Linked DNA regions of Homo sapiens: region 1 is linked to region 2. A link is a contact called in ENCODE Hi-C or POLR2A ChIA-PET data. All regions are on one chromosome and are shown on one strand. Each heading gives the region's core, a stretch centred on a gene start or an enhancer-like site at or near the end of the contact. The rest is flanking DNA. Distances are from core to core; before and after follow the strand shown. Region 1 overlaps TP63 (tumor protein p63). Region 2 has its middle 120 kb from the start of TP63.

Region 1 (2,700 bases), core at 49-2,548, 210 kb after region 2:
CAAGTGAAAAATTTTTTGTTCAGTATGGAAAGAGTGATTAAAACCTGGTCTTCATTCTCTCCAAAGTACGGTTTTAATAGTTTCTGTTGATCCTTAACACATCTGAAACCTAAAAGCAATTTAGACAAAGTTGGATTTTCCAACTCTTCATTTTATATGTGGTATTCACAGATCCTCAGTGCCAAATGATTATCTGTAGATGAATTAAAGACACCCCGTAAGTGGAATTGTGTGTATGTGTATGTATGTGTGTGTGATGCAAAGCGTCACAGGACCCTCATAAGGTGGACTTTGGGAAAGGTACTATTAAACCTCTAAGAGTTCTGCCTTCAAGTTCTATTATTCTCTGCCATGACTTTTGGGAAAGTGATCATGTTCCCGGTGTTCTGAAAGTTTAAAGAGACGTATGCAAAGAGATGAGGTTTTAGCAATCGCTCCAGAAATTATCCCATCACATAGTGTAGGCTCATTGCCTAAGAACAGAATATAACCGAGAATAATACAGAAATATCAATATCCAAGGACAAGTACCGAAAAACAAATCTTGTTTTGACAGAGGTCTGTTAAAGTGTATGTTCGTACACCAATTATGCGGAAATTTTGAGAAGTTTCTTTTCTGTCCATCCTAGTAATGTTTGAGTGACTTGGTTGTGACTTAGAGGCCTCCTTTTCAAGACTGTATCTCTCACTGATGTACACCACAGTTTCTGATAGGTTTTCCTTGGCTGGAGATTATCCTTACATCTTTCCAAAATTCTCTCAAATATGAGAGGCCTGGTTTCTCAGGAGGGAGTATTGAAGAAGGGCATACATAAATGACAAAGAGTTAATTCAGCTTGCTTCTCAGAGTTAGAGTCATTGAACGTAAACACACACAGACATACATGTACACATTCATATAAAAAGCATCTCTTTTTTTTAAAGTGCTGTCTAAAAAGCAAAATAGAACAAAAATCCAAGAACTCAAAAATTCTACACAACCAGAGAAGCACTGGGAGAGAAACAGTACTGTACGTTCAGCAAACTGTTTTATTTTCCTCTTGCACGTAGTTAGCTATATTTTTCCAACCTCCCTTAAAGTTAGGCATGGGCATGTGACTTGGTTCTAACTAGTGCAATACAGGCAGGGTGCTTCATGCTGCTTCCAGATGTGGCCCTAAAATTACCATCTGACCCTTCACTTGCCCTCGTTTCCTCCCTTTCTCCTCCCTTCTCCTCTCCTCTCTTTATCATAGGCTGAATAGAGAGGACCCAGAAGAAATCTTTGAGGCCCTAGAGGACTGCTAAGCCACTAGATGGAAGGATTCTAGACCTCTTAGTCACCCTGAGTAGGAAAGTCACACAAGAGAGCTGCCAGAAGGGAAATATCTGTGTAAGATTTTGTGTGAGAAGGCTGATTATAGCATTTGTTTTGAAATTACGGCATTTGTTTTTTCCTGTGGTTATCTTTTAATCTAAAACAGGAAGCATTGAGGGTATGTTCTGATCACTTAGAAGAAGATAAGGTATAACATCCAGATTTGATCTCTCTAAGAATGTGCTACCTTTGCTATTCTAGGGAATATTCCTTGATATAAACATTAAGACCTATTAGGTATATACATTTCAGCAAAAGATGATTGTAATTACAAACTGACATTGATGGTAAATTACTCTATACCCTTAATAAGGTCACGGGTTGTGAGTCTGAAACCGTCTCTCTGGTGGTTTGGGACATAGCCACCATGGTATGTAAATCTGATGCTAAAAATTGGAGCAGCTAGCCATGTGAAGAATTTGGATACTGTACATAAACCACAATGAATCTTATTGTGGAATAGTAAAGATTTATCACTGTATAAATTTCTGTGCACTGATTTGGTCTGTTTGTTTTTCTTTTGTTAGAAAAATCAAGAGACCATGAAATTGTTTGAGAAATAATTCTAAGTCTACGTGAGCACTGAGGCTTCAGGAACTGAACCATGCTCTTCTGTGCCCATCCCTTAGCTCATTATTCTCAGAGGGATGTGGATTTCACTTTCAACCACTTTAGCTTAGATAGTGATAACAATTACCTACCATTTATTCAGTACTCACTACGTACTATACTAAAAACTATATACATCTCATTTACTCATACAGCGATATAGCACATTAAATATTTTTATTCCTGTTCCACATATGAGGAAACTGAGGCTTAGAAAGTTTAAGCAACTTGGTTCAAGTCAAACATCTGTAATGTGGCAAAACCACATTTCTAAAAGTCATGTTCCTAATCAGTGCTCAATGCATCCGTTACTGACCTTTGTATTCTTTATCTGTAATTGTATTAGATACCTCCCTTTTATGTATAATGTCCAATTTTATAAAATATATTTTTATTTACTCTTGAGTGAGATCAAACCCCAGGGGATAGCATATTTGTTCAGGGCCATTTTGTTTTAATGATTTTACACCATAAAATTTGTTTAGATTCTTAGTCACTGGACTTTGTGGAAAGAATGTCATAATTTCTGTGCTGAATTTAATTTTAAAAAGCCCTGGAAATGCTACTTCCATGATCCCTTCCCTTTTAAAGAGAGAGAATTTGCCAATCATCTTTCTCACTCAGTCCCAACATTGGAATGGTGTCATTAGGAAAGGAAATTTTCAGCTTTCACATCAGTAAACACAGTGGAGATGCAAGAAATCCATAGTTCTTACTCGGAAAGGACTGCGGAA
Region 2 (2,700 bases), core at 59-2,558:
AAGTGTCCCAGCAAAAACCTGGGAAAAATATATGTTAGAGAAAAAGATGCAGGTACAAAACCTTTGCACTATATGAATAATTGTAAAACTATGGTTTAGTGACTGTGAGCAAAACAAACCTGACCAGTACTTGACCACAAAGGACTCCCCCAGTTACTCTAAAAGTTTTTTGAGGAAGTACTTTAGAAGATTTTGAATGTGTTATCACTCTATTCTGTTAATATTAGGAAGAGAGGAGAAAACAGCCTACATATTTACAGCACTATACAGCTTTCATAACTCATTTGATCCACATAAAAACCTTGTACGATCTGAAGATCAAATAGGTAAAATAACTCACCCAAGGTCACCCTGCCAATGAATAGAAAAATTGGAATTCAATTAAGAGAACTAGAGCAAGCTTCCTTTCACTGCACCGTAGCTGCCTTGCACATTCACTGTATCGTTGAGTTAGAGAAGTTGAATTAGAACAAGTAAGGAGATGAGGCACAAGTCTAGTCACGGAAGACCTAAGAAGAAAGTGAAGAGATTTTTTATAAGTACACTAGTCCTAAGCATTTACATTCTAGTTAAGCTCCCTGTTGACTAATATCCAAGAAAAAGCCAGGCATAATGAGAACAAAATAAAATCATACGCAAGAATCTTTATTTTGACCCAGGAATTATTCCAAGCTTGTTTCCCACCCATTTGCTTCTACCTTCTTTCTTCACTAGCTGTCCATGGTCTTCACATCATTTAGAAAGTGTGAATTTGGGAGATGGCAGAAAAAACAAAAAACAAAAAAAAGCAGTCTTCTAGAGAAAAACAGTGGGCTGGTTAGAAGATGACACCTTGGAATGGTGCAGAATTGACTTTGCCAAGGAGAAGGAGAGAAATGACTGCATTTCATCATAACTATGCTTGAAAGAATGGAGTAGATGACCCCTTACGGCCACTTCCACTTGCCAGATTTCATATGCAAACTTACTCCTTTTTTATCCCTCAGAACACTGGAAAGGTTTCAAAAGACAAGTAATCTTAGCACACTCTGTCCTTGGAGAATTGTGGATGAAAGGGGCACATAAATACCTGTTATTAGTTTCATGCAGCAATTTTAGTTGGATTTTCTTGACCCATCTCCCCTTTTGTAATATTTCTCAGGGAGTATGCATATATGTGAGAGTGTGTGTGTGTGTGTCTGTGTGTGTCTGTGTGTGTGTGTGTGTTTAAGTGGTTTTGACCTTAGGGTTCTCTTTGATTTATAGGCAGCTCTGTAAGTTATGCTGGGATGGTTTCAGAGCCTGTTTGTTCTGGCATCCCAGTAAAGCTTTGCTTCCCATGGCAACTCCAGCCTACGAAGAAAGGCCTCAGGGAAAATACAGCTTTCATTGCCAGAATGAGGCAATAGCACTTTTGGGGTGCTATTTTGTTGGGTGGTGTATTAATTCTTAAGCAACTCCACTCATGGAAAACTAAAAAAGCGTTACAGTCTGAATATTACCACAGACAGCAGCAATCTCAGTTTCTCTCAAAAAAGTTAATTGATTCCATGAGACTTTATTTAATTTGGGGTTTTTCAGGCACTGTCTGCACAGTAGCAAGATTGTGGGGCATGACCTTAATGAGTGGTTCTAACATATGCATGTTCCCTTCTAAACAGCCTTCCCATTTATAGTCTCAACTTCACAGTTTAACCTTAAGGTCAATTTTTGACTTTCACTGATGCTCTTCCCTGCTTGTATTCAAAAGGAACCTGTGCTTCTCAGTCTTGGCGTGTACATCAGAATTAACCAGGGAGCTTCCAATAAATGCCAATGCCCAGACCCTACCATTAGAGATTCTAATAGTGGTGGCATGGGGCAGGGTTTGGGTATCAATAGTTTTCAAAGGTCCCCAAGATATTTTAATGTGCAGCCAGTGTTAAGCACCGTTGATCTGGTCCATTTCCTTTGAGGTCCTGAGAAGGGAAATAATTTCCTTAAGGTCATTAAGCAAATAGGTTTATTTTTGACCACACATGTTGACTCGTGGTTGATTAAAATGCCTATGCGTAGTTAATTGTTCTCTGTTATTATCTACATAACGGTCATGCTATTTACATTGTAAATCAGGTAGTCTGTGGTAGTTGAGTCCCAAAATACAAGGTGTTGACTTCCATTGCATGTCATACCCACCAGAATCTGCCAGTTGCCATTAGGAGTGTGACTATGGCTAGGAGAGGAGAAAAAATGGTGCCAAGGTAGCAGACCTACTGCATTTCCTGACAAAATGTTTTCTGTATTGGAAAGGTGACTTATTTCCGTGGTAAAGAGTGCTCCTGGGTATTTAATGAAATTATTCTCAGTATGGCCTGGTGATGAAGATGCTCTAGTGGGCTCTGTATACTCCTGACCTTACTTCTGTATTGTTCAGCTAGGTCTAAGTGTGCCACAGAGTGTGAGACTTTGTCAGCTTTGGAAGCCAACTAGTTTATGATTATGCCAATCTTGTGCCAAGAGCTCTCAGCTTATCGGTATGTTTGTGGTTGAAGTCCCAACATAAGTACACATTTTATTTTCTGTTGTGGCTTCTGTGTGATATTTCCTAAGAGATAAAATCATTTTTGGTAATAATTTTTTCCTAACTTTTTAATGTATTTTTAACAATTTTCTATTAAAAGGCTTATTTCAACACCATAACACAAAGTCTAAATGTATGTTCTTATTTGTTTACCTTTGATT

Evidence for each region. Hi-C counts contacts between places; a loop is a spot of excess contacts on that map. ChIA-PET counts read pairs that join two places held with the same protein, here RNA polymerase II (POLR2A). Pooled maps may share reads with other maps.
Region 1: a loop to region 2 is called in a map with no recorded cell type, with 2.6 times the contacts of the local background. The contact joins two enhancer-like sites. A Hi-C loop is called at or near these places in 1 of 168 maps with a recorded cell type or tissue (PC-3), 1 of 37 single-sample maps with no recorded cell type and 2 of 50 pooled maps. POLR2A ChIA-PET finds 5 or more read pairs at or near these places in 2 of 52 experiments (MCF 10A and PC-9).

What each region holds. Positions count from the first base shown.
Region 1 is chr3:189,713,918-189,716,617 of GRCh38, forward strand. The region is part of intron 1 of TP63 (tumor protein p63); the gene reads left to right. Among named protein-coding and RNA genes, the nearest start is that of TP63, 84 kb to the left of the region's middle. Within about 2 kb of position 1,299, at least 2 of the 41 ENCODE cell types and tissues checked have a DNase peak (open chromatin) inside an H3K27ac peak, as active enhancers do.
Region 2 is chr3:189,507,988-189,510,687 of GRCh38, forward strand. No RefSeq gene overlaps it. Among named protein-coding and RNA genes, the nearest start is that of TP63, 120 kb to the right of the region's middle. Within about 2 kb of position 1,309, at least 2 of the 41 ENCODE cell types and tissues checked have a DNase peak (open chromatin) inside an H3K27ac peak, as active enhancers do.